2 separate regions of the Homo sapiens genome follow, and region 1 is linked to region 2. The links are chromatin loops, found by intact Hi-C in ENCODE. Cell type or tissue: GM12878. All regions are shown on one strand. Links, peaks and the distances in the headings refer to the core of each region. The heading gives the core; the rest is flanking DNA.

Region 1 (9,917 bases), core at 627-8,626, 340 kb before region 2:
AAGTAATTTCTTTTTTTTTTCTGGAGAGACAAAAGATAAATTGGAAATAATTTTTGTCCTCAAGGAGCTTAGAGATGTAGTAGGAGGAGAAAAACATGTAAATACATGTAAAATTTCAATACCGTGGACAATCATTAAATAGAAGCATATACAAAGGAAAGAAGGTCATATGTCAAGAGTCCATTAGGTAAGGCTAGCAATTAGTAAGGTTAGATGCTTAAGAATCTTCTGTTTTGATTGATGTGGAGACACTTCAGTGGATGAAAGGCAGATACCAAGAGAAAGGAATTATTTAAAGTACTGAGTTCCAGGCATATGAAGCAAATTATGCCAAGAGAAGCAACGGGAAAGACTCCATTGTAAAAACTACAAGAATTAGCAAGTGTTCATGATAGGGGTGCAAAGGAGAGAAGTCATGAGTGCAGATCATAAAAGGCCTTGCATCATCATTTAAAAACATTTAATGTTTATCTGCTGAATTATGGAAAACCATTGAATGTCTCATGAAGCATAATGATGTAATCCTATTACAGAGATATTGAAGCAGCAGTATTGAGAAACAATAATTAATGGAATCAGGTGGGCAATGGAGGAAGATCAGTTTTCAGAGGCTTGCAGATTTCTGGTTTGGAATAAGTAGTACTAAGTTATGCTAACCATAAAAAATAGTGTAGTAAAAACAAACAATAGGTCTGCATTTTTTTAAAAACTGCAATAAACAGGGTATTACTTATTGGACTATATAATCTGAATGTGTTACAGGTTCTAACTACTTTTATGTCATTGCTCAGGAAAAACATTTGGTTTTGAAAGATTACCTGGTTAGCCATATATATGAAAATAATGTTTATTTACAACAAAGCAGCCCTGTACTCCAAATACTTTACCATAGGGGAAAAACAAGAACACCAGTGTCAGCATTATGCAGTATACACTAGACCCTTAATAAGTACTATGTGATAATTATTGCTATAATAAAAGAGAATGTGCTTTTGACTATTAATTTTCTAAACAGTTTAAGTATGACTTTTTGAGGTAATAGTCAGATTGAACACCATCATAGAAAGTAATACAAAATTACCATTTCAATTTCAGGGGCACATGGAATGAACTTAGAATAGGTTAAGTCTAGGAGTGACTTGTAAAAGGCTGTCTCAGATTTTGCTTTTGAAGGAGCTCATGTAAGTTATGGCGCCATGTGGCAAAGTTATTCTCAGTATAGTTATGCAAAGAGACACAGACTATCTCAGGTTGGTAAAATTTCATTTAGCTCAGTATAGCATACACAGTAACTTAGTAATATAAGGGAGTTATCATCATCTCTAGCACACTATCACAGAGGAACTTAGTCCTCAAAGAGAGTGTGTTGTTTATTTTACTCAGCATAAAACGAGTATTCTCCCTCTTTTTCCCACTCTAGTAATTTTCTCTAAGTTTCAACGTTCTTTGAAATTTAAAATAAGTGAATCAGTAGTTCTGAAAAGAATTAAACAAAATTGCTTGTTAATTTTTTTGTAATTTTAAAAGATAGGAGTAGAAAAATGTGAGTTAATTTAAATTCTCCCAATTTTTTATGTGTTTGAGATTTTTATTACATACATTTTTAATGCAGGAACATATTTTATGTTTTCTAATTTTTTTCTACATTACCTAAATGATCAAAATTTCATATGAAGAATACAGAAAAATAGCAATTCAGAATTATTTTCCAAAATCATTGAAATTCCTTGTATTTATATACCCATTATATTGTTTAAATGCATTCATATTCTCAGGCAACATACTCAATGAAAACTTGCAAAAATAATACAAAGAATGCTATACATCCAACATATAGAGAACCTCTAATTGATTTCATAGTGTATTCTTTTTTTTAACAGCAAAAAAATCCAAACTAGGATCATATATTGCACTCACTTATTTAGACTTTCTCTTATGTCTTTCTAGTTTCCTTCAATCTGAAATAATTTATCAGCCTTTATTGGCTTACATGACTAAGAAATTTTTATTACAAACCAATAATTTTGTAGAATATTTTTTCATGTGTGTTTATAGGATATTTCTGCGTGAGTAGATTCAGGTGATGCATTGTTTAGCTAAATTATCACAGAAATAATACTGCTATCTCATGGCATTCTATCAAGTGACACCCAATGTCTACTGGATTCGTTACTTGCAGTGTTAAATTGGGCTACTCAAGATGATATCAGACAGATTTTGCCATCATAAAGCGATGTTTCCCCATCCCATTCCCACTACAATTAATGAGTCCTTTATGACAAGATATTTCGAAACCATGTAAATCTCAAATTTTCATCCCTCTTTCCACATTAGTTTTAGCATCCATTGATATTTCTCAGGTAAATTAATGAATTATTAATATGATGGTTGTCAAATGTGATTTTCTAATTTAATATTTTATTCTACATTTCTAGTTGGTGTTCTATGGTAAGAAAGGTATTTGACTTCTATTTATTCTGTATTAGTATCTGTGTTGATCCACACATTTCTGTTTTAATTAGAACAATCTAATATTAGTAGGATTTTAATGCTCAAATTGCCTTAGATTTAATTGAAAAAGCTCCTTGAAGCTGGCTTCTGTGTTATTTTAATATACCCCTATAATTTTACAAGAAATTGTTTATTTTTCTCACACACAAAAATTATTTCAGGGTCAGATTACTCTTTCTTTTCCTTTGTCCTGGAATTGAACATTTTTCTAAGGTATTTAAAAATCAAGGTCTGAGTTCTAAGTGTCCTTATTATTGCCCCCAGGTATGCTCAGAGGACAGAAGGCTGGAAGGAAGGGAAGAAGGTAGAAAAACAAGAGTGAAAAAGAGGGTTTCCGATTTATGGATGTATATTAAAGCATATTGAAGATATCAGGTGATTTCATCCCTTTATACACTTCAGCATATATCTCCAAATGGTAAGAACATATGACTAATTTCATAATAAAAATAATGGCATTTTTAACCAAAATTTAAAATAATGTATTGATTTTATATAGCACCCAGTTCATAACAAAATAAAATAGTTCCCTCTAATCCTCTGAGGATACATTCCAAGATCCCCAGTGGACGCAGGAAATCTAGGATAGTACCAATTTACATATTTTACGTTTTTTCCTATACAAACATTTGTATTATAAAGTTTAAAGTACAAATTTAGGATAGCAAGATATTAGCAACAATATCTGATAAGAACTAGAACAATTATAATAATATAACTGTCATAAAGCAGATGATTCATACCCTAGGTGGGATAGAGTTGGGACAGTGCAAAATTTTATTATGTATTCAGAACAGCATGCACTTTAAAACTTATAAATTGTTCATTTCTGGCATTTTTCACTTAATATTTTTGAAATGCAGATGACTGATGGTAACTGAAGCCATGGAAAGTGAATACACAGATAAGGGGTGACTACTGTACCACTGATTGACTAAAAAAATGTATATTTCAACAAAGCTAGGGGCATCAAACTATCTGATTTTGAAATATGTTCTACAAAGCTATAGTCCTTAAAAGAGCATGGCAGTGGCATAAAAAATAGACACACCAACAAACAGAAAAGAATAGAGAACCCAGAAATGAACCTATGCATTTACAGTCAGTTGTTTTCTGACAAAGGTTCTAAAAACACAAAATGAGAAAAGGACAGTTTTTAAAAATATATATAAATGACATTGGACATCCATGTGCAGAAGAATGAGATTGGACCCTCATCTTACAACATCTACAAAAATCAACTCAAAATGGATTGAAGGCTTAAATATGAGACCTGAAATTGTAAAACCACTAAACAAAAACATAAGGGGAAACCTCCACAACATTGGACTGGGCAATGAGTTTTTGGATTTGACCCCCAAAACACAGGGAATAAAAGCAAAAATAGATGAATAGTATTGCATTATACTAAAAAGTTCCTGCACAGCAAAGGGAACAATTAACAGAGTAAAGAGAGAATCTATGGAGTAACAGAAAATACTTGCAAATCATAAAACTGATAAGGGATTAATATCCAAAATGTATAACGAATCAAACGACTCAATAACAAGAAAACAAATAACTCAATTTACAATAAATATGGGCAAAGTAGGTAGGGGCGGGCCTAGGTCCTAACCGCCCTGGGTCCTGGCAGTTCTCAGGCTTCTTGGGAGTCCAGGCAGGAAGCTCCCTGTTTTTCCTATTAACTCTAATTACTCCACTACTACATGCTTCCGTAACTGGAGTAGCCGCAACCTTAAGTCTCTGCAGGGATGATGCACAAGAGGAGAATATCTGTGGTATGTATTTCTGTAGCATCAGTTTTACTCCAAGGTTTTGAAGAAACAAATTTAATTAATTTATAAGACTCCAGACTTCCAAGATCTTGACCAGAACACCCAACAAGAGAAACACATTTACGGAGACAATAATGAGAGCAGGCTTCTCCAAGACCAAGGAACAGACTAGAATCAAAACCAGTTGACTGAACTTACCTTTTACCACAATCAAACTCCCAAGGGCATACAAAAATGCAAAGGACAGCAACTTCAAAGATTTAAGGAACATCAGCCCACACAGATGAGAAAGAACCAGCACAAGAACTTTGGCAATTAAAAAACCCAGAATATCTTCTTACTTCCAAACAACTGCACTAGTTCCTAAGCGCTGGTTTTCAACCAGGCTGAAATGTGAGAAATGTCAGAAATAGAATTCAGAATATGGATAGGAATGAAGATCATCAACATTCAGGAGAAAGTCAAAACCTAATCCAAGGAATTTACAGAATGCAATAAAATGATACAGGAGATTAAAGACAAAATGGCCATTAAGAAAGGACCAAACTGAATTAATACAGCTGAAAAACTCACTTCAAGCATTTCAGAATACAGTCTCAAGTATTAACAGCAAAATTGACCAAACTAAGGAAAGAATATCGGAGCTCAAATACCAGTTTTCCAAAATAACTCAGTCAGACAAAATAAAGAAAAACAATAAAGAAGAATGAATAAAGCCTTCACGTAATATGGAATTGTGTAAAGAGACCAAATCTATGACTCATTGGGATTCCTGAGGAGAGAAAGCAAGCAACTTGGAAAACATATTTGAGGATATCATCCACAAAAATTTTTCCCACCTCGCTAGAGAGGCCAACATTCAAATCTAGGAAATGCAGAGAACCCCTGTGAGATACTATACCAGATGACTATCCCTAAGACACAGTTGTCAGATTCTACAAGGTCAAAATGAAAGTAAAAATAAGATTGATAGACTGCTAGCAAGAATAATAAAGAAAAAATGAAGATCCAAATAAACACAATCAAAAATGACAAAGGGGACATTACCACTGATGCCACAGGAATACAAAATCTTCTGAGACTACTATGAACACCTCTATGCACAAAAACTACAAAACTGAAAAGAAATAGATGAATTCCTGGAAACATACAACCTCCCAAGATTGAACTAGAAAGAATCTGAATCCCTGAACAGATCAATAACAAGTTCTGCAATTGAATCAGTCACAAAAAGCCTACCAGCTAGAAAAAAGCCCAGGACCAGACAGATCCACAGATGAATTCTACAAGATGTATAAAGAAGAGCTGGTATTATGCCTACTGAAACTATTTCAAAAAATTGAGATGGAAGGATTCCTCCCTAACTAACTGGATGAAGCTAGCATCATCCGGATATTAAAACCTGGTAGAGACACAACAAAAAAAGAAAACTTCAGGCCAATATTTTTGATGAAAATTGATGCAAAAATCCTCAGCAAAATACAAGCAAGCCTAATCTAGCAGCACATCCAAAATCGAATCCACCATAATCAAGTAGGCTTTATCCCTAGGATGCAAAGCTGTTTCAACATATGCAAATCAATAAATGTAATTCACCACGTAAACAGAACTAAAAACAAAAACCACATGATCATCTCAATACATGCTGAAAAAACTTTCAATAAAATTCAACATCGCTTCATGTAGAAAACCTTCAACAAACTAGACATTGAAGGAACATACCTCAAAATAATGAGTCAACTATGACAAACCCATAGCCTACATTATACTGAATGGGCAAAAGCTGAAAGCATTCCTCTTGAGTCCTGGAACAAGACGAGGATGCCCACTTTCACCACTCCTATTCAACATAGTAATAGATGTGTTAGCCAGAGCAATCAGACAAGAGAGAGAAATAAAAGGCAAACAAATAGGAAGAGAGGAAGTCAAACTATATCTGTTTGCAGATTTATGATTCTATACATTGAAAACCCCACAGTTTTTGTCCAAAAACTCCCAGATCTGATAAACAACTTTGGCAAAGTTTCAGGATCCAAAATCAATGTACACAAACCTATAGTATTTTTATACTCCGACAACATCCAGGCTGAGAACCTAATCAACAACACTAACTCATTCACAATAGACATTAAAAGAATAAAATGTCTAGAAATATGGCTAACCAGGGAGGTGAAAGAGCTCTACAATGATAATTACAAAACACTGCTCAAAGAAATCAGAGATAACACCAACAAATGGGAAAACATTTTATGCACATGGATAGGAAGAAACAACAGACATCGGGACCTACTTGATGATGGAGGTTGGGAGGAGACAGAAGATTAGACAACTACCTATTGCGTACCATGCTCATTACCTGGACAACAAAATAATCTGTATACCAAATCCCTGTGACATGCATTTTATCTAGATAACAAACATGCAAATGTACCCCAAACCTAAAATAAAAGTTAATAGGCAAGTACATGAATTGATTTTTTTTTTTTTTTTTTTGAGACGGAGTCTCGCTCTGTCGCCCAGGCTGGAGTGCAGTGGCGGGATCTCGGCTCACTGCAAGCTCCGCCTCCCGGGTTCACGCCATTCTCCTGCCTCAGCCTCCCAAGTAGCTGGGACTACAGGCGCCCGCCACTACGCCCGGCTAATTTTTTGTATTTTTAGTAGAGACGGGGTTTCACCGTTTTAGCCGGGATGGTCTTGATCTCCTGACCTCGTTATCCGCCCGCCTCGGCCTCCCAAAGTGCTGGGATTACAGGCGTGAGCCATGAATTGATATTTGTCAAAAAAATACATAAAAATAGCCAACAAGCATATGAAAAAAAATGCTTAACATCATCAGTCATCAGAGAAATGCACGTTAAAACCACAATAAAATATCTTCTCATACATGTTAGAATGACTATATTCAGAAAGGTGAAAGATCATAAGTGGTGAGTATGTAGAGAAAAAGGAACCCTTATACACTGTTGGCAAGGATGCAATTTAGTACAGACATTATGGAAAAGTCTGGAAGTTCCTTTAAAAACTAAAAATGGAACTACCATATGATTCAGCAATCCCACCACTGGGCATATATCCAAAGAAATTGAAATCAGTAGTTTGAAGAGATATCTGCACTCCCATGTTCATTGCAGCATTATTCACAATAGCCAAGATGTGGAATCAACCTAAGTGTACATCAAATGATGAATGAATAAAGAAAGTGGGATTATATGTACAATGGAATACCATTCAGTCTTACAAAAATAGAATGGAATTCTGTTTTGTGCAACAACATGGATAAAACTTGGAGGGCATTATGCCAAGTGACATTAAGTAGGCACAAAAAGACTGTTACCGCATGAGCTTACTTGTATGTGGAATCTAAAAATGTCGATCTCATAAAAGTTGAGAGGAGAATGGTGGTTATCGAAGGCTGGTTTGGGGCTGGGGCATTAAGTGTAGACATGTGCATTAAAGGGTACAAGTTTCAGTTAGGAGGAATACGTTTTTGAGGTTTATTGCACAGCAGAGTATAGTTAATAATAACATATTTCAAAATTGCTAAGGGAGTACATTTCAGATGTTCTTACAACAAAAAATTAATATGTGAGGTAATGGGTATATGAATTATCTTGATTTTATTATTTCACAATATGTACATCTCTTACATCACATTGTCCTTCATAGATACTTGTCAATTCAAAAAAATTATTTAAAATATTTATGATATGCCCCCCAAAAAAGTCTTAAAGTTGGTCTGTTCAGTTCAGTCTGTAATAAATGCCCATATCTTGCATTGTGTTGTATTTAAGTATTTTTTAAATTAGGTGTTTCCTCTAACATTTTTATTCCATTAACTCTTGAAGAAACAGAATCAGTTGTCCTTGATCAAAAAGGTGTTAATTTCCCCTTCAGCTGGAGTAAACATTAGACAAGTTTCATTTTACCCATAGGTTTCTGAGCTACCTTTTCTTATAGCATTTGCTTTATAAAGTATGCAATTTTAAATCATTTATCTGCTTCTTTGAGATGCAAATCATGAAGCCTCTTGCCGAATTTACAACTTAGGAATCTCTTTCTCAAGGATCTGGGAGTCATCCCATTGAAATGCAATCATCAAGAATGATAGAACCTCTATCTTTCAGTCTCTGTGAGAGGAGAGGTGCCAATTAGGTATCAATTAGGAAACATAGATGGTCTAATCCTATTTATCAACCTATCCTGTAAAGTTTTCCAGTACTGTTCCACTAGCATGTCCTGGTGCTTAAAGCTCTCCAGCCTTTTGTTTCAAGACAGTTGAATTCAACATCCCTTTCCTATTGCAATAGTCTTGTATAAGGTCTTCCTTACCTGTTTAACTTGTCCAGTTCAATTTTCTATTAACATATTGAAGCCTGCCCATTCCTCCAAAGTCATCTTTGTAGCTCCTTGTCACAGAGGTTTAGTCTCTGTGTTTCCTGTAAACTGGTAGTTAGACATAAAATTTTGAATAGCTCTAAGTTCAATTTATTAGCAAGAATACTTAAGAGGTGATTCTGCCTTATTAATATAGGAGGTACATATCGTGGATTAAATTATATGTCCCCAAAATAGATATGTCAAAGCCCTAACCCACTATTAAAAGAAACTTTCAGACAAAACAAATTTAGCAGAGTTTATTTGAGCAAAGATTGGTTTAGAATAACTCAGAACCAGAAGAAGTTCGGAGCGGTTCACCCAGCTGTGTGAAGAGTGAGCTTGTAGAGGTCAAATAGGGATGCAAAATGGAGAAATCGCCTGATTGACTACAGCCAGGCATCTGCCTTATTTGGGCATAGTGTGTTCACTTGGCTAGCTGTGATTAGTTAAGCTTAACTGTTTGTGATTGGCTGAAACCCTGGTTATTTGTTACAAAACTATACTTTTAAATTAGCTTTTTTTTTCTTTTCATACTAAGTTAGATTGCAATTGGTTATGGAAGAACTCAAAGTAGGGAGAAAGCCTTCAGCAGCTTATATTACATCTCAATGTAACTGTATTTAGATATAAGCCCTTTAAACCGGCATTTAAAGTTTAATGACGTCATAAGGGTGGAGGCCTATAGCATCCAATAAGATTGGTGTTCTTACAACAGGTGAGAGAGACAGACACTGGGAGTGCTCATGCGCAGAGGAAAGGCCGTAGGAGGATGCTATAAAAAGGCTGTTGTCTGCAAGCCAAGGGGTGAGGCCTCGGGAGAAACCAAGCCTGTTGACACCACGATCTTGGACTTCCACCCCTTCAGAACCGTGAGAAAATAAGTTTCTGTTGTTTAAGGCTCCTAGTCTGTGGTGTTTTGTTATGGCAGTCCTAGATGAGTAATATAGCCCATAATATCAAGTTGTCCATACCTGGTAATGCTACATTTGATCAGTACTTTCAAGTAGAAACAGCCTGAGACTTCCATTCCTGTGGCAGGTTGTTGGGGGAGAGATCACTGAGTGGAGTGGTTCCCAATTGTAATCACCTGGGGACTCCTAACACAGCTGATGCCCAGCTAGCACCCAGGATAATTTAAATTAGAAACTTCAGGTTGGTATCCAGGTGTTAATATTTTTCATCAACTAAATTGATTGATAAATCACAAACCAAAGTATTCGTGAATTTAGACTAGTTTAATGCGTGCAACTAGAA
Region 2 (9,917 bases), core at 1,114-9,113:
TGTTCCCTCTGTGCAGGACCCCACTAAAAATCAGACTGTTCAACTCACCTCGCAGCCACTCCCAGAGCCCCTGGAACTCTGGCCCAAGGCTCTCTGACTGACTCCTTCCCAGATCTTCTTGGCTTAGCAGCTGAAGACTGACAGTGCCTGATTGCCTTGGAAGCCTACAGGACCATCACAGACGCTCTGGATAACTCTCACAGTGGAGAGTAAGTCCGTCCCCTTCTTAGTCAATACAGAGGCTACCCACTCCACATTACCTTCTTTTCAAGGGCCTGTTTCCCTTGCATCCATAACTGTTGTGGGTATTGACAGCCAGGCTTCTAAACCTCTTAAAACTCCCCAACTCTGGTGCCAACTTAGAAAACATTCCTTTATGCACTCTTTTTTAATTATCCCCACCTGCCCAGTTCCCTTATTAGACCAAGACATTTTAACTAAATTATCTGCTTCCCTGACTATTCCTGGACTACAGCCTACAGCTGCATCTCATTGCCGCCCTTCTCCCCAACCCAAAGCCTTATTTGTGTCTTCCTCTCGTATCGCCCTACCTTAACCCACAAGTATGGGATATCTCGACTCCTTCCCTGGCAACCGATCACATGCCCATTACCATCCCATTAAAACCTAATCACCCTTACCCCACTCAACGCCAATATCCCATCCTACAGCACGCTTTAAAAGGATTAAATCCTGTTATCACTCACCTACTACAGCATGGGCTTCTAAAATCTATAAACTCCCCTTACAATTCCCCCGTTTCACCTGTTCTAAAGCCAGACAAGGCTTACAGGTTAGTTCAAGATCTGCGCCTTATCAACCAAATTGTTTTGCCTATCCACCCCTTGGTGCCAAACCCATATACTCTCCTATCCTCAATACCTCCCTCCACAATCCATTATTCTGTTCTAGATCTCAAACATGCTTTCTTTACTATTCCTTTGCACCCTTCATCCCAGCCTCTCTTTGCTTTCACTTAGACTGACCGTGACACCCATCAGGCTCAGCAAATTACCTGGGCTGTACTGCCGCAAGTCTTCACAGACAGCCCCCATTACTTCAGTCATGCCCAAATTTCTTCCTCATCTGTTACCTATCTCGGCATAATTCTCATAAAAACACATGTGCTCTCCCTGCTGATCGTGTCCGGCTAATCTCCCAAACCCCAATCCCTTCTACAAAACAACAACTCGTTTCCTTCCTAGGCATGGTTAGTGCGGGCAGAATTCTTACGCAAGAGCTGCGACCGCACCCTGTAGCCTTTCTGTGCAAACAACTTGACCTTACTGTTTTAGCCTAGCCCTCATGTCTGCGTGCAGCGGCTGCCGCTGCTTTAATACTTTTAGAGGCCCTCAAAATCACAAACTATGCTCAACTCACTCTACATTTCTCATAACTTCCAAAATCTATTTTCTTCCTCACACCTGACGCATATACTTTCTGCTCCCCAGCTCCTTCAGCTATACTCACTCTTTGTTGAGTCTCCCACAATTACCATTGTTCCTGGCATGAACTTCAATCTAGCCTCCCACGTTATTCCGGATACCACACCTGACCCTCATGACTGCATCTCTCTGATCCACCTGACGTTCACCCCAACTCCCCACATTTTCTTCTTCCCTGTTTCTAAACCTGATCACACTTGGTTTATTGATGGCAGTTCCACCAGGCCTAATCGCCACTCACCAGCAAAGGCAGGCTATGCAATAATATCTTCCACATCTGTTATTGAGGCTACCGCTCTGTTCCCCTCCACTACCTCTCAGTAAGCCGAATTAGTTGCCTTAACTCAAGCCCTCACTCTTGCAAAAGGACTACGCGTCAATATTTACACTGAATCTAAATATGCCTTTCATATTCTGCACCACCATGCTGCTATATAGGCTGAAAGAGGTTTCCTCACTACACAAGGGTCCTCCATCATTAATGTCTCTTTAATAAAAACTCTACTCAAGGCTGCTTTACTTCCAAAGGAAGCTGGAGTCATTCACTGCAAAGGCCATCAAATGGCATCAGATCCCATTGCTCTAGGCAACGCTTATGCTGATAAGGTGGCTTGACAAGCAGCTAGCTTTCCACTTTCTGTCCCTCACAGCCAGATTTTCTCCTTCACATCAGTCACTCCCACCTACACCCCCGCTGAAACTTCCACCTATCAATCTCTTCCCACACAAGGCAAATGGTTCTGAGACCAAGGAAAATATCTCCTTCCAGCCTCACAGGCCCATTCTATTCTGTCGTCATTTCATAACCTCTTCCGTGTAGGTTACAAGCCGCTAGCCCATCTCTTAGAACCTCTCATTTCCTTTCCATCCTGGAAATCTATCCTCAAGGAAATCACTACTCAGTGTTCCATTTGCTATTCTACTACCCCTCAGGGATTGTTCAGGCCTCCTCCCTTTCCTACACATCAAGCTAGAGGATTTGCTCCTGCCCAAGACTGCAAATTGACTTTACTCACATGCCCCGAGTCAGAAAACTAAAAGACCTCCTAGTCTAGGTAGACACTTTCACTGGATAGGTAGAGGCCTTTCCTACAAGGTCCGAGAAGGCCACCACTGTCATTTCTTCCCTTCTGTCAGACATAATTCCTCGGTTTGGCCTTCCCAACTCTGTACAGTCCGATAGTAGACCAGCCTTTATTAGTCAAATCAGCCAAGCGTTTTTTCAGGCTCTTAGTATCCAGTGAAACCTTTATATCCCTTATGGTCCTCAGTCTTCAGGAAAAGTAGAACAGACTAAAGGTCTTTTAAAAACACACCTCACCAAGCTCAGCCACCAACTTAAAGAGGACTGGACAATACTTTTACCACTTTCCCTTCTCAGAATTCAGGCCTGTCCTTGGAATGCTACAGGGTACAGCCCATTTGAGCTCCTGTATAGATGTTCCTTTTTATTAAGCCCCAGTCTCATTCCAGACACCAGACCAACTTGGACTGTGCCCCAGAAAACTTGTCATCCCTACTATCTTCTGTCTAGTCATACTCCTATTCACCGTTCTCAACTACTCATACATGCCCTGCTCTTGTTTACACTGCCGGTTTACACTGTTTCTCCAAGCCATCACAGCTGATATCTCCCGGTGCTATCCCCAAACTGCCACTCTTAACTCTTGAAGTAAATAAATAATCTTTACTGGCAGGACTATGCTGAATCTCCTTAGGCACTCTCTAATCAGATGTCCTGGGTCCTCCCAATTCTTACACCTTTAATACCTGTTTTTCTCCTTCTCGTATTCCGTTTAGTTTTTCAATTCATACAAAACCATATCCAGGCCATCACCAATAATTCTAAATGACAAATGTTTCTTCTAACAGTCCCACAATATCACCCCTTACCACAAAATCTTCCTTCAGCTTAATCTCTCCAGAGATTAAGCTTGGGAACTCTAGGTTCCCATGCTGCCCCTAATCCTGCTCAAAGCAGCCCTGAGAGACATTGCCCATTATCTCTCAATACCATCCCCCAAAATTTTCACCGTCCCAACACTTTACCACTAAGAAGACAGGAATGTCAGGCCTCTGAGCCCAAGCTAAGCCATCATATCCCCTCTGACCTGCACGTACACATCCAGATGGCTGGTGCCTGCCTTAACTGATGACATTCCACCACAAAAGAAATGAAAATGGGCTGTTCCTGCCTTAACTGATGACATTATCTTGTGAAATTCCTTCTCCTGGCGCATGCTGCCTCAAAAGCTCCCCACTGAGCACCTTGTGACCCCCACCCCTGCCCGCCAGAGAACAACCCCCCTTTGACTGTAATTTTCCTTTACCTACTCAAATCTTATAAAATGGCCCCACCCCTATCTCCCTTCGCTGACTCTCTTTTCGGATTCAACCCGCCTGCACCCAGGTGATTAAAAGTTTTATTGTTCACACGAAGCCTGTTTGGGGGTCTCTTCACACGGATGCGCATGAAAAGGTAAAAGAGAAAAAAAGAGAAACGAAAACAGGTGGAACAAAGAATAATAACCCTCATGAATCTAAATATATCAATAATTTCAGTAAATGTGAGCAAACTAATAATACTCGAATTAAATCAGAAGAGTTATAGAAAGGAGAAAATAAAACAAATCACAATAAAATCTTTATGCTGCTTTTAAGAGGTCTTAAACATAAGGTACTAGAGAGACTAATGTATGAAAGATAGAGCATCTGTAACATTCATCTCTCAATTAGTTCAAAATTTTACCTACCACAGACACGTGAAAGACTTTTGCTGCCCCCTACCCTTCATTTCATGATTAGCACCACAAAGGAATTATAGGTGGTAGCTAGTCAGATATGAGCAGAGCAGGAGAGGACTTCCCCCACCCAAACACACACACCAGGAACGTCGGGTGACCATCAAGTGATGGTCAGGCAATTGTTAACTGTCTCTCTAAAATAATAATTTGTCACAGCCAGCACCAGGGAAAGGCAGTCTCCCAATAGATAAAAAATCCTGAAATTGGTGACTGGCAGCTTCTCGATAAAATCTCAAGAGTTGAGTAAGTGGGCTCAAGCCTGCACACTATGGAAATATTTTGCAGACCCTGTGCTTGATGGATCAGCTGGCACCACTCAGACTGATAAATGGTCTCATCTGGTCTTGTGGCCCCCCAACCCAGGAACTGACTCAGTGGAAGAGGACAGCTTTGACTCCCTATGATTTCAGCTCTGAACCAACCAATTAGCACTCCTGACTTACTGGCCCCCTACCTACCAAATTATTTGCACACTAAGAGGCAAAATGGTGGATGACCTTCCTCTAGGAACACTGGCCTAGTAAGGGGAAAATGCCTCAAGTGAGCATGGGTAAAACTCCAGTAAGCACACTGCACATGTTCCCCTCCCAAACCCTAGCAGGCCACTGCACATGCGGACAGCGCACCCCAAGGGAAGAATCAGGGGAAAAGAGACGCAAGACCCCAGAAGTATGCCAATGTATAAAACCCCAAGTCCAAATTCAAACAGTACAGTTGATCTCTCAAGTTGCCTACTTGGCCCTCTTCTAAGTGGGCTTTACTTTCATTCATTCCTGCTCTAAAACTTTTTAATAAACTATCACTGCTGCTCAAAACCTGCCTCAGTCTCTCCTTATGCCTTATGCCCCTCAGTTGAATTTTTTCTTCTAAGAAATCAAGGATTGAGGTTGCTACAGAACCATATGGATTTGCGATCAGTGACATGCTTTGGTGACGTGACTTGGATATGATTCTTAGTGCTAACAGGATGACCTGGCACAGTATTACAAAAGCACCAGTTCTCTAATCCTAGATGTTTTCAAAGAAACATGCTTTACAAAAGACTTTCACTGTTGAAGACAGATATTGAATGAAATCAATTTTTAAATAGCCTTCCTCATGAATTTGCAATAATTGCTTAATTTATCATGTGAACCTATTATATATTAGGTTCACATGATATTAAACCTACAATAAATTTAACCTATAATGGTTAAATTTCACGATAGAGCTGATGATAAGCTTTTGGTAGCAGAGACGTTTCAAAGCAGCTATTTTCTTATTTAAATGTTTTATTGTATTTTTAGAATTACATTCAACCTGTGGTTCCTTTCGAAGTGATTCTTTAAAACCACTTGATCATTTCATTATGATAGTTATTTAAGTCTACTATCTAAAGCCAAGTTAATATAATTAGTTATAAGGAAATTATAATATCTCACAATATAATGCATTAGAATTTATAAAATCTAAAATCTGCATATTAAAAATATAAATAGGAATAGATTAAACAGAATTAGCAAGATTAAAGAGTATAGCTAATAATTATGGAAAGTTAAACACTGCATGTTTGCACTTATAAGTGGTGGATAAACAATGGGTATACATAGAGATACAGAATAAATAAAAAAGCAAGTAAAGTTAAACATCGCATGTTTGCACTTATAAGTGGTGGATAAACAATGGGTATACATAGATATACAGAGTAAATGAATAAATAAAAAAACAAGTAAAGTTAAACACTGCATGTTTGAACTTATAAGTGACATATAAACAATGGGTACACATAGATGTCAGGACTTTGAGCCCAAGCTAAGCCGTCACATCCCCTGTGACCCACACGTATACATTCAGATGGCCTGAAGCAAGTGAAGAATCATAAAATAAGTGAAAATGGTCGATTCCTGCCTTAACTGATGACATTACCTTGTGAAATTCCTTCTCCTGGCTCAGAAGCTCCCCCACTGAGCACCTTGTGACCCCCTGCCCCTGCCTGCCAGAGAACAACCCCCTTTGCCTATAATTTTCCACTACCTACCCAAATCCTATAAAACGGTCTCACCCCTATCTCCCTTCACTGACTCTTTTCGGTCTCAGCACGCCTGCACCCAGGTGATTAAAAAGCTTTATTGCTCACACAAAGCCTGTTTGGTGGTCTCTTCACAGGGACGTGCATGACAATTAGACATACAGAGTAAATGACAGATACTGGAGATTCCAAAAGGTAGGAGGGTGGAGAGGGGTGAAGATCGAAAAATTACTATCTGGTAGAATATTCACTAATTGGGCAAAGGGTGCTCTAAAACCCCAGACCTCACAACTACACAATATGTCCATGTAACAAAACTGCCCTTGTGAAACCACCTTTGCAAACATTCTATCAGCGAGAACATTATGGCAGTGGGGAAGATCTGATCTAGCCAACCCCCTGTCTCTCGCGTTTAGCTTTCAAGCTGCCTTAATTATTTCTGGGCTTAGGCCAAGCTAGCTTTGGAAGACATTTACGTTATAGTTTAAATGATAATAGCCTTCCCCAAAACTCAACTGCCTTTGTAAAGCTAATGAGAGACCACCAGGCTAGGGGGAACTCAGGAGCCAGAATTCTGCTAGGGTGTAGACTGCTCACAAGATATGCAACTTCCCCGCTTGCTTACCCCTACAGATAACATCACTATTGTGGATCTGCCTTTTGAGAAATCTTTTCAGGTTTTTTGCATGGCTGACACCTGATGGCTCCATTTGGACTTGGCAAACCACTCCTGGGGCCCCACCCAGGAGTGACTCATCTCCAGAAGACAGCCTTGACCCCCTGTGATTTAATCTCTGCCCCAACCAATCAGCAGCAAGCACTCATTTCCTAGCCACCTCACCCCTTCCTGCAAACTGCCTTTGAAAATACCTGTAACCTAAGAGCTTTTGTTGAGATTGATTTGAGTAATTACTTTATCTCCCACATGGCCTGGCTGGCCTCATGTCTAGTAAACTCTTTCTTTACTGCATTGCTGTGCTTTTTGTACAGTGGGCAGGAAGACTCTTCAGGAGGTTACACTTATATGCTTTAAGCTGTTTTTTTTTTTTTAAAAAAAAAAAAGCTCTTTAAAGCAGATGTTCAAAATTATGTATGGAAAAACAGAAAGAATGATCATGGATTATTTTACATAAAATATTAATGCAACCTATAGAATGGTAGAAAATGCAACCTATGGAATGGTAGACAATATCTGCAAACCATATATCTGATAAGGTACTAATACAAAAATATAAAAGAAACTCACTCAGCTTAACAGCAAAAAAAAAAAAATACCTAAATTAAAATGGGCAAAGAACCTGATTAAACATTTATACAAACAAAATATACAAATGACAAATAGGTATATAAAAAGGTACTCACCATTACTAACTGAATGTACATCAAAACCACAATGAAATATTACTTCATACCTGTTAGAATGATTATGATGAAAAAGACTAGACATGACAAATACTGATGAGGGTGTGGAGAAAAGGGAATCTTTGAACACTGTTGGTGGAAATCTAAATTGATACACCTGTTATAGAAAATGATATGGAGGTTCTTCAACCCAATAAAAATAGAAGTACTATATAATTCAGCAATCCTATTTCTGAGTATATATCCAGAGAAAATCAAATAAGTATCTCAGAAGGATATCTGCATCCCCATGTTCATTGGAACATTATTCAGAATGGCTAAAATACGGAAACAAGTGTCCATGAATGAATGAATGAATGGATAAGGAAATCATAGTATATGTATGCAATGCAATATTATTCAGCCATAAAAAGAATAAAACTAATTTGGAACAACATAGATGAGCCTGGAGGACATTATGCTAACACAAAAAGACAAATATTGCATAACATAACTTCTATATAAAATCTTAAAAAGTATAACTCATAGAAGCAAAGAATAGAGTGGTCCTTGTCAGGGGATGAGGAATGGAGGAAACAGATGTTACTCAAAGCACACATTTTCAGTTATAAGATGAACAATTTCTGGGGCTATAATGTACAGCATGGGTGATAGATGCATTAAATAAATTTGTTGAGGGTAATCATTATACAGTATACACATATATCAAATCATCACATTGTTCACCTTGAATATATTCAATCTTTGTCAATTACATATTTTTCTTAAATAAAAACTGTTCAAAGTTGCTCAGCTGATAAGCAAATATCAAGTGTTTAGAGGTGGGTGCAATGCTTACAGAGTTCTTGCTATTAAGCACAATTCTGTCTCTTCTATCTCTCATTCAGATGTATTATTATTATTTTAAGACAGCATTATACTCAAATACCTTAAAATGGTCGGCAAGGTAGTACACAAATTGGCATCATCTCCCTTCATGGCCTGTTATCTTGCTTATCACAGTGGAGTCACTGTGATTATATTGGTCCTGCTAATCTTGCAAATGTGAAAAAAAATTCCTGTTTTGGGACATTTTCTTTAGCTGTTTGTCTGTTGGGAAGCCTCTAACTCCTGATAGCTACTTATCACTTGACCAATTTCCTCCCTTTCAATCTTTACTCGGATGTTACTTTTTCCATGAAGCTTAGTCTGGCTATTTTACACAGCCAGCACTCATAAAACCTATCACTACTGCTACTGCTACAAGTCTGATTTTCTCCTCTCTTTCTCTCTCCTCTACTCCAAATGTATGTGTGTGTGTGTGTGTGTGTGTGTTTATCTTCTAGCATATTATCTGATTTGCAAAGCCAGGTAGAATCATAACTTAAGTGGTTGCTAATAGATCATGGATTTTCAGAGGCATCATAAATAGAAGCCACCCAAAGTGCTCCCTAATTTGCATAATTATAAAGCCTTGACAGCCAAGAAGCAGGTATCTGATATTACCCATGACAAAACTCACAGTCCACTTATTTCTCAGGTCAGAACCCACAGTGCCAGAGATCAATATTTGTGGAATAAATAGCACTTTGAGGAAGATCTCTGCAACTTCACCTAAATCTATGTATTAATTATTTCTCCAATTCTTTTCAAATAGATAGGTAATGGTTTTCCAAGGCAAATATATACTTAGAAAAGTAAATATCCTGACTTTTTAAGGATTCCGATCCTTACAACATATAAAATCCAAACTAACACTAATGCCTAGTGACTCAAAACATCATCACAATCCAAAATTAGAGTGGAAACTAATGAATATTAAAAAATAAAGTTTTCAGAAGGTGCCTAAAGGGATCTTGAGTTAATTGTCCTGGTTCATCAACATATAATTGGACAGACATAGTTACCAGAAGGTTGAATACTAGCATTTGTTCTTGATCTATAGAAGAAAGCTTATTGCAGTAGGAAGAACAAATGGAAGCCCTTAAGACTGTAAACCAATTGTGGCGTGATAGTAACAAAAATCGCTGGTGTGTTATGGAAGGGATTGTAGAGGTAAATGTTACCAACATAGATGTGAAATCTGAAAAGGCAATTGTCCTATCTCATCTCTGTTGAATTTATCTATCTGTTCTCTATAAATTTAGCTGTATCATAGCAAATGACTACATATTGTCATGAATTTAGTCATGTTGTAATCTCAAATTTAACTGTTGTGGAGAATGTAATATGTTTACTGGAGTAATTCACAAATTTCAATTACTGCACTGTACTTGATATATTGGTATTTATTTACACAATACTCTCATGTCCATGCTC

Evidence for each region. A loop is a pair of places that touch in the nucleus more often than their neighbours do. Peaks named below come from ENCODE experiments on the same cell type or tissue, not always from the same donor. Only the 100,000 strongest peaks of a DNase experiment are listed, where the experiment ranks them.
Region 1: a loop joins it to region 2, with 2.1 times the contacts of the local background. A loop is called at or near these places in 10 of 110 quality-filtered maps.

What each region holds. Positions count from the first base shown.
Region 1 is chr13:81,530,524-81,540,440 of GRCh38, forward strand. LOC105370283 (a long non-coding RNA gene) reads left to right here and starts at 2,796. Exons shown (of 4, transcript XR_942125.2): 1 at 2,796-2,929; 2 at 9,379-9,532. In GM12878, for the core only: no CTCF peak of the experiment used is centred there; no DNase peak of the experiment used is centred there.
Region 2 is chr13:81,868,512-81,878,428 of GRCh38, forward strand. No RefSeq gene overlaps it. Among named protein-coding and RNA genes, the nearest start is that of LINC00564, 650 kb to the left of the region's middle. RefSeq lists enhancers at 5,954-6,641, 6,642-7,328. In GM12878, for the core only: a CTCF peak has its summit at 4,228; no DNase peak of the experiment used is centred there.